Linked DNA regions of Homo sapiens: region 2 is linked to region 1. The links are chromatin loops, found by intact Hi-C in ENCODE. Cell type or tissue: HCT116. All regions are shown on one strand. Region 1 overlaps LOC105376184 (a long non-coding RNA gene). Region 2 overlaps GRIN3A (glutamate ionotropic receptor NMDA type subunit 3A).

Region 1 (5,000 bases):
ATTCGACAAGTCTCTAGGGAGTTCCACACTTTCCCACATTTTCTTGTCTTTTCTGCGCCCTCCAAAGTGTTCCAATCTCTGCCTGTTACCCAGTTCCAAAGTCATTTCCACATTTTCAGGTATGTTTTCAGCAGCGCCCCACTCTACTGGTATCAATTTACTGTATTAGTTCATTTTCACACTGCTGATAAAGACATACCCGAGACTGGGTAATTTATACAAGAAAGCGGTTTAATGGACTTACAGTTCCACGTGGCTGGAGACGCCTCACAATCATGGCAGAAGGCAAGGAGGAGCAAGTCACATCTTACATGGATGGCAGAAGGCAAACAGAGAGCTTGTGCAGGAAAACTGCCCCTTAGATAACCATCAGATATCATGAGACTTATTTGCACTATGAGAGCAGCATGGGAAAGACCTGCCCCCATGATTCAATTATCTCCCATCAGGTCCTTCCCACTTGTGGGAATTCAAGAGGAGATTTGGGGGGGGACACAGCCAAAACATATCTGTGTGTGTGTGTGTGTGTATATCTATGTACATATATATATCATCTCATGTATATGATATATAGAGATGATAATACAGCTTGGCCAAGGAAATTTCAGTCCAGCAAAAAGATAGATGGTTTTATTCTTAAGGAATTTTCCAAGAGGATTTTTTGAGAAAAGCAGCCAGAGTGAGACAACAACTACATTTCTTAGAGGGTCTTAAGTTCTCTCTGTAAAGAATTACAGACAAATGGAGGCATAGAGTTTCCATGTCCTCCAGCTGTTTTCAGGAGCCCTGGTGCAGCTTGTGAGCAGAAATACTAGTGTTGGCTTCAATTTCCTGTGGAAAAGAGATGTGATGTGGCACAGGGAAGGAGTACCGAAAATAATCTGTTCTAAAGACTTATCTGGGTGACCTTTGGAAGAGACGAAAGGGAGGGCGTGAGATAGTGAGAGACTCTGGAGTATTTATGGAGTGAAAAATCAAAGAAAAGTGGGTATAAAGAAGTGTTACTCTGTTTATGAATCTGATCTTTGTTAACGTCCCTTGAGAAACACAAATATGCTTTTAAATTATTTTTTCATTACTTTGATTACATGACTTTGCATGTGTTCATGGCAGGACTGAATTCCATGGGACCTTGGTTTATAATCAAGTAATATTCCAAGGATACAAATGATATAAAGTAATTAATGATATCAAAATCTTCATATTAGCAGTGAAAAACAAAAAAATTATTTGTAATGGCCCCAAAGACTTTGATAATACTCAACATCTGTTCTTTTTTTTTCTTTTTGACAGATAAAACATTTAAAATATATATAGCCACTGAAAAAAAATTATTAAGTACCCTTAAGACGGCAGTCTTCAAGCTGGGAGTGGTGGCCTGAGCCTGTAGTCCTAGCTACTCCAGAGCCTGATGCAAGAGGGTCACTCACAGGAGTTTGGGGCTGTAGTGCACAATGACTGTGTTTGTGAACAGCCACTGTACTCCAACCTGAGCAACATAGCAAGCCCCCATCTCTAAAAAAAAAAAAAACCAAAACAAAACAAAAACAAAAAAACCTGCATTCTTCTCAAAAATAATTTTGAGAGACCATATACACTTTCGCATTGTAAATGAGTATCTATGTTCTATTATAAATGTAAATAATTCCAAAGGATGTCATATCCAGTATGTTTTAACATTGGTGACCCTTTTAAGTACAAATCATGGAATCTTAAACAAGATAATGATTAAATACCCATTAAAGAAAATTACATGTTAAAGTTCAGAACATTTACATTATTCGGTTCCATATCCCTCACAGAACTTTATGTAAATGTAATATATTTTTAGGCTTGGAAGTTTTATTGATAACCATATCATACTTCTCCGCAACAAACTAAAAAACTTCCTTAGTTTTCTATAACCTTAGAGGTCTAATACTGCACTGTGCAACACTCTTGCCACTAGCAACACATGGCTAGTAAGCACTTGAAATGAGATCAGAGTGACTATGGTACTACATTTTTAATTATATTTAAGTTTTAAAATTAAAATGATTTTCTAATTTTCTCCATAGAGATCTTACCTATTTGCTAGGTTTGTTTATAAATATTTTATGCTGTTTGATGATGTTGGAAATGATTTTTATAAAGATGCATTTTCCGTTTGTTGTTGGAGATATTTATATATGTCTGAGCACCTGTTCTTTGCCTGATAATATGTTGCTTTAATACGCTAAGGTGACACATTTTATTGTACTTGTAAGGTTAGTTCAGCAGACTGTGCTGTTGCCCAGAATTATGGTTACTTATGAACTATACTTTTTAGTAAGCTGCCTGGAGACATGGTTTTTATGTTGCTATTTCTCTTTTCTGGAACATCCGTCTGGGATTTGCACAGGACAATTGTGCTTGCTCTTGGAAGGTCACATGGATTTGACTGTGGCTCTGCTCACTGATGCGCAGCAAGTGTTGGCTCCCACCGCCTCCAGAATCCAACTCACTGGACACCGCTGCCTCTTCGGCCACCAGGTACCCGTGCGCCGCCTTGTGACAGGTTTAGTGCGGGCATCGGGGACTAGCAAAGGATCAGTCCGTTCCCTGTGGAGCTCACGGTTCTGTGCGCTTCGTTTCTCCTTCGCAGCCGCTTGTTCTGACTGCCGGACACAGCGCCCGCCCTCTTCCCACGAGAGTGACCCGGTCGGGACAGGGTCCCCGCCCTAGCCCTGCACCCCCGTCCCGGCCTAAACAGATAGCCCACCTCGGCCCTCCATGCCCCACCCGGCTCTGACTGTGTCCCCGCCTCCAACCTGGGCCGCCAGCACCTCCTGCAGGCGCCGGGCGCCGCTGCCTCGCACCGGCCAGAGCAGCTGCCGCCACAGCGGTTCAGCTGTTATTAATGTTTTAAAATTGTCAGTCGCCTGCCTGCCCGCCCGCCCACCTGCCTTCTTTTCTTTTCTTTTCTTTTCTTCTCTTTTCTTTTCTTTTCTTTCTTTTCTTTTCTTTTCTTTTCTTTTCTTTTCTTTCTTTTCTTTTCTTTTCTTTCTTTCTTGCTTTCCTCTTTCTTTCTTCCTTCCTTCCTTCTTTCTTTCTTTCTTTTTCTTTCTTTCTTTCCTTCCTTCCCGTCTTTCTTCCTTTCTTTCAACTTTCTTTCTTCTTTCTCTCTCTTTCTTCCTTTCTTTCTTTTTCTTTCTCTCTCTTTCTTTTTCTTTCTTTCTTTCTTTCTTCTTTCTTGTTTGCTTGCCCTTTCTTTCTCTCCCTCGCTCTCTCCTTCCTTCCTTTGTATCTTTTTTCTTTCTTTTTTTGTTCTTCCCTGTTTGTTTGTTTGTTTGTTTTGAGACAGAGTCTCACTCCGTTGCCTAGACTGGAGTGCAATGGCGTGAGCTCGGCTCACTGCAGCCACACCTCCCGGGCTCAAGCGATTCTCCTGCCTCAGCCTCCAAGTAGCTGGGGCTACAGGCATGTGCCACCACGCCTGGCTAATTTTTGCATTTTTAGTAGAGACAGGGTTTCATCATGTTGCCCAGGCTGGTCTCAAACTTCTAGGCTCAAGCTTTCCTATAATAAAAAAATAGATTTTCCAACAGCATTAATAGATTAAAAATATAATAAGAAAATGTCCAATTTAACATAACAGAAATCTTCTTAAAACAAACTTAAGAAGTGCACAGGGCCAGTTGTCAAAAGAACTACAAACATTTAGTGAATTATAAAAATTAAGATGTGAATACAGAAGCATATTATTTTTCTTGATGGCAAGTTTCACTAACATATCAATTATTTCCTAATTTGTTTATAAGTTTAGTATAATTTCAATCAAAATATCTAATTGGGAACTTCATGAAATCATTCTAAACTGTGTTTAAAAAATTAAGAGGTAATAAGAGCAAGAAATATTGGAAGGAGATTATGAGGAGTATATTCTTTCAGATGTCTAAATGCATCATAAAGCTGCAATCAATAAAACAGTGTTAAGAATAGCACAACTATTCTTAATTTTCTAATCAGACGGGGATCTCTGAGCACTTCATAAAGAGCATAGCCTATGAAGAGATTACTGGACAACAGCCCAAGGGTAAGTTGAACAGACTTTTTTCTGATCATGACCTTCAGACAAATCAGATGGTGTCATACCAAAAGCACGCAAGTGCTATTCCTCCAAAATGATTCCAGTAGGAAAGGTGTAGGCACAAGCATATAAGGTTCTCATTCTTGATACCTCTGAGATCATTCAAACTAGATGGACTGCATCTTCTTCAAGCAATCCTCCCCTAATATTTCATACCAAAAGCACACAAGTGCTATTCCTCCAAAATGATTCCAGTAGGAAAGGTGTAGGCACAAGCATATAAGGTTCTCATTCTTGATACCTCTGAGATCATTCAAACTAGATGGACTGCATCTTCTTCAAGCAATCCTCCCCTAATATTTCTTTGCAGTGATTGTTTGCTAAATCATTAGGGAACTTAAGGCCAAGTTTATTTTCCTTTGCTGTGGAATAAAGATATTTGTGTGCATATATATATATATATATATGTAAGTGTGTGTGTGATTCATATATAAGATACATATGTATATAAACAATCAAGATAAGTGAAAGACAGGGCCTTTCAAAGGCCAAGGGACACACAGGCTACTTCCATACTTTTAAGTTTCCAGTAAATATAATAAAAGTGAAGAAATGGCAAAACCAGAGTTACCAAAACTTGTGGTATAAATTGGATTTATACGTTTAGTAAAGTAATGCTTTGAATCCATGCATGAAGCAATAACTGTGTGTAAAACTCATTTGGTGATAACATCCAAAATGAATTTTAGGCCTGATATGATTTGGATGTGTGACCCCTCCAGATTTCATGTTGAAATGTGATCTGCGATGCTGAAGGTGGGGCTAGGTGGGAAGTGTTAAATCATGGGGGTAGATCCCTCATGAATAGCTTAGCACCACTTCCTTGGTGATTAGTGAGTTCTCATTCAGCTAGTTCACTCAAGATCTGGTTATTTAAGAGTGTGGGACCTCC
Region 2 (5,000 bases), 280 kb before region 1:
CTCCATGTTTCAATTTATTAAGTCATAAAATGTGATTATCTTATAAGTTTATGGTGAGGACTGCACCATATGTACCTAGAGCAGTGTGTTCTTATGATGTTGATAATTGTTCTTTTAGCATAAAGTGTTGACGTGGCAAGATTCATAAAAACTAATCAGAAAAAGAACTCAAATATTCTACCTTATTATGCATTCGCAATGTGTCTATAATATTCAGGCTTAGGACTTCCAGCTCCAGCAAAATAACCCTGAGAAAAATGAAGAAATCTGCTGTTTTGAAGTCCCACTTAGAGTTCTGGTTCACTGAAGTGTACCCGCAATTTAAGTGTGTGCAAAGTAGGTCAGCAAAGAAGTGAACTTTGAAGTCCAGTTTTACCTAGTTGCTCCTTTATATGGGTTCAGGGTGGTTGGAGTTTTGCAGCAGTTACATCAAGGTTAAGAAGAAGCATGTTTTGGTCTATTAGGTGGTCTTAGTGAGGAACTCATAAGTCTTTCCTAACTATTGCTATAACTTCTCATAGGAGGCTCTGAGGAACTAAACTCAGGGAACAATAGAACAGAAATGACAGTTTCATTTTATTAATAAATGCATTAATGCCCAGTGCCCTGCTGCATAGGTCTTTAGAAAAAATTGAGTTGGGACATACGACTTGGGCTTCAGGTTTGTGTGGCATTTCTTAATTCTAAATCTTGATCTTCCATCTAAGCAAACAAAAGAAAGAAGTGGCAGAAGAGATGGAGGACAACAGATATGAGCTTATGAAACAGGAGTGAGCTTATTTTGGTGTGGTAGGGCTGAGTACCTGGAAGAGTTCCAAATCTGAATCCTCAAAACTTGTGAATATGTTATTTTTTATGGCCAAAAGGACTTTGAAGATGTGGTTATGTTAAGCATCTTGAGATAGAAAGGGTATCTTGGATTATCCAGGTGTACTCAATGTCATCACAAGGATTCTTATAAGAAGGAGGCAGAAGAAGTCAAGGTCAGAGGACAAGGCGATGTGACAATGTGATAAAGGAAGCGGAGACTGGAGTGACACACATTGAAGATGGAGAAGAGGCCATAAGTCAACAAATACAGGCAGTCACTAGAAACTCAAAGGCAAGAAAATGGGTTTTCCCCTCAGAGGCTCCAGAAAGAATGCCACCCTTGACTTTAGCCCAGCAAAACATATTTCAGACTATGACCTCTAGTCACAAGTAATAAGAGAATAAGTGTGTGTTGTTTTAAATCACTAAGTTCTTGGTAGTTTGTTACAGCAACAACAAGAAATGAATACAATTGCCCACACAGACTTATGCAGGGAGGAGGTGACAAAAAGATAGAAAGGGATCTGGCCCACCTTATCCTTGGAAGGCAGGTTCCATTTCAGCTTATACACTTTGCATCTGGAGAAAAATGTCGAGAAAGGTTAAGCTTGGTGATTCCACTCACTGCTAAGTACAACCCAGTTGGTATTTGGGGATTCTTGTTAGAAAGGGCAGAGTCTACCTGGACGTGGATTCAAGGTTCAGCAGTCTCCCCTTTTTCATACGGGCTTCATCTGTATCACAGTAACAATATGGCTTACATTAACCCAAAGATTAAGGGAAAGTAGCACTGCTATAGGCCAGGGCTTTCAGAAATGGGACACCTCATGAAGCAAAATCTCCATATTTTACTGGATGCGGACTATATCAAAATTGATGCACACAACTTCATGGGACTTTCTAGATGCATATTGCTTTTCTGATTATAAAAGCAGTGCCCATGCACTACTACCTGTGCATTTACACAGATTAACCCTGAGTCGCATTTAATGCTTTTTATTCTTTCAAGGATAATGGTTGAAATTTTAGTAACAGTGGAGTACAATTAAGAAAAACCCTGTTATCACTCTAACTGGGCACTGGCATCAAAGAACAGGAGAAATAAAGAAAAAAGTAATTTTTAAAAATTTTTCTGAAAATGCAGATTTGACATGGCTTTTGAAACTTGAGCATTATGCTATTTCTATTTAAAAGGTGAGATTTTCCTTTGTGTTTGCAGTCTATATTTTCATCACACTGCAAGTGGCTGAGTCTCTACGGTTCCAAACAATAGCTCAACTTGTACCTTTCAAAAACATTCTTAGGAATAACTTAGAAATGGGTTGTCACTCCTCTCCTCACCGCCAGGGGTGGTCATTAGCTGAACTTACTGAACATTTGGGGCAGTAGCAAGCACTTTGATGGCAGTACAACCTGCATGCAATCTATGGGTGTTTTTGGACAGAAGGCCTCAACCAGAAGCCAAACAGAAGTTGTGTTAATACTCCCCAGATTAAAAAGAAAAGTTTTTGTTTTCGTAAAGTTCAACATTCAGCATGTCTTTGTCTAACAGAATCACAATCTGGCTTAGTTGTGGAGTGCTATTTTTTCAGTCCCAACCAGACATTCTTAAACAGAGATTCCTTTAAACAAATAATTTGCTTCTATATATTGTAAATGTAATAATGGGAGCAAATATATACACAGATCCACACACAGAGAGATGTTATTGTGTTGCTGATACAGGAGGAGTTAATTTGAGTCTTTTCACACATTGTGTTATACACATAAAGAAATGCTTCAATGTGACCTGAACATGAATGATAAATCTAGATCCGAATTTATCTAGTGTGCCTTCACCTGGCCACAGACACAGAGAGCCATCTAGTGGTCTCCAAAATACAGCTTTAGGCTGAAGCATCCTAGGAATCCAGTCTCACAAGACAAGAAAGGATTCCAAGCAGCTATTACTTCATTCCTGGTCTTTTGACTGTGGAAAATGTAGATTAATTCACCAAAAAGATCTTCTTCTGCCTTCTACTAAGAAGTTTCATCAACTTCTGCTGTACTGCCAGCCTATCTATAATTGCAGTTAACAACTATAAAGTAAGATATCTCAAAATGTGTCCAGTGGGGTTGGGAGAAAAATGAGATAAAGTCTTACTAACTTTAGAAATGTAGAGTCATTAATTCTTAGTAGCTGTATTTGCTGTCACTTTCATTCATAAGGAAAGATAAAGAGATGCAGCCATTTTATTGTGCTAAGCACATCATTTATTCCTTTATTTCTGATTATAAAAAAATCTATGCTCTTTGTGGATAATTCTAAGATTTAATAAAATGCCAAAGAATCCAAATCACCTATAAATACACAACCAAAAGATCTACTCATATATGTGTGTTATAAAATTGGGGCCATCCTACTTTATGGATTTCCCTAACATATTCATACATTATAAACCGCTTCTCATATCGCAAATATTTTTCTCCATTATTTGTAATGGCTAGATAGTTTGCCTTTGAATGGGTTATTTCTTGGTTTGTTTACCTAGCCCTTGCTGTTTAAAATCAGATTTGCTTCCATTAAAAAAGAAAAAACACTGTTACCGAAGGGATTTTACTACACTCATCTTAGCATTTTTGTAGTTACTTGTGCTGCAGAACACCCTCTACTTGAGTTTTGTGACACCGTCATTGTTTTCCTTGTTTTTTTCCCCTGTCCTTTCATTGTCTTTTACTGATTATGCTTCTTGTCCTTGATCCCTTATAATAATCACCATTGTACTGTGCTGTCTAATATTATAGCCTCTACCCAAATATGGATACTTGAATTTAAATTAAGATTACATAAAATTTGAGTCAGTTTCTCAAGCACATGAATCACATTTCAAGTGTTTAAAACATCTTATGTACCCCATAAATATATATGCCTACTATGTACCCACAAAAATAAAAAACTTTTTAAAAATTTAAATTTAAATTTAAAATAAATAAATTTTAAAAACATAAATTTTAAAAATTTTTAAATAAAATATTTTTTTAATTTTAAATAAAAATTTTTAAATGGGAACATATGGGTAGTGACTTCTATATTGGACAACATAGATATAGAACATTTTCATTTCCATAGGAAGTTCTATTGGATTGTTATGTCAAAGGATGTTCTGTTGCAAAGGAAGAGAAACTCCCACCATGAAGCTCAAAAGCAGGGAATTTGTGCTGAAATCTTACAGGAAAATGACATGAAATAGAAATGCATGAAGTATAGCTGAGCTGTACCACCAGAAGGTGTTTGGGTAGCACCTCTCTTTTTCCCTTGCTCTGGGGCCCAATGGCTCTTCTCTCAGTTTCTCACTTCACATCTGCTACAAACTCCTCTCGGGATACCAGCTGATTCTTCTGCCTTGCCATAGCTTCTCCATGGATGTGGTTCTTATGATAGGACTTAGCCTGACTCTATATGACTTTACAACTCTAATCAATTTATCTGACTACATTTCTTATATCTCTTAGTTCAAATTATCCAGATATCTGATTGGTTTAACCCACATTGGTTTCCCCTCACCCCAAATTATATGTCCTCCCTTAATCCAATCAGAAAGGCCCAGATTCTTAGGTTGCATGCTCAATATGAGACTGACTGAAAATACAGCAGTAAATAAAATAGCAAAGCCCAGGCTCTCAAAGAACTCCCATTCTAGCAGGGAAGATAGAAAATAAGACATGCAAACAAATAAATACGTAATATATTATTATTAGACAGAGACAAGTGCAATGGAGAAAAATACAGCAGAATATAAGATTAGAGACTGACTACAGATGGTAAAGTAAGGTCTGTCTGACCATGGCATTTGAGCAGAGAATGAAGTAAGGAGTGACCCATAAAATCTTCCAAGGAAGGAGCATTGCAAGCCAGGCCAACATAAAATAAAAAGACCCTGAGATAGGAATGAGCACAGTAATAAATAATTGTTGAATAAGGGGACTATTCTTAGTACTATCCATAACACAATTTTTAGTGGGCACTGTTTCAAAGGAGGTATCAATAGTGAACCAATAACCAGATCTAGTACACCCTTTCATACAGGCCTTTTCCATAGTGTCAACTACTGAATTTATCTCTTTGTGTGTGGCAAGGCCAGGAATTTCTAACTTGAAATTGTGGTTATATCTCCAATTCTCACCTTAAGCTAAAAATACTTAAAGATGTC

Evidence for each region. A loop is a pair of places that touch in the nucleus more often than their neighbours do. Peaks named below come from ENCODE experiments on the same cell type or tissue, not always from the same donor. Only the 100,000 strongest peaks of a DNase experiment are listed, where the experiment ranks them.
Region 2: a loop joins it to region 1, with 2.8 times the contacts of the local background. A loop is called at or near these places in 2 of 110 quality-filtered maps.

The regions. Positions count from the first base shown.
Region 1 is chr9:101,447,039-101,452,038 of GRCh38, reverse strand. The region is part of intron 2 of LOC105376184 (a long non-coding RNA gene); the gene reads right to left. Among named protein-coding and RNA genes, the nearest start is that of ALDOB, 14 kb to the right of the region's middle. RefSeq lists silencers at 2,434-2,523, 2,734-2,923. In HCT116, CTCF peaks have their summits at 2,546 and 2,746; a DNase peak (open chromatin) is centred at 2,538; H3K4me3 peaks cover 1,290 bases; H3K27ac peaks cover 384 bases.
Region 2 is chr9:101,725,509-101,730,508 of GRCh38, reverse strand. All of the region lies in intron 1 of GRIN3A (glutamate ionotropic receptor NMDA type subunit 3A), which reads left to right. Among named protein-coding and RNA genes, the nearest start is that of GRIN3A, 11 kb to the left of the region's middle. In HCT116, CTCF peaks have their summits at 2,166 and 2,748; DNase peaks (open chromatin) are centred at 2,190 and 2,654.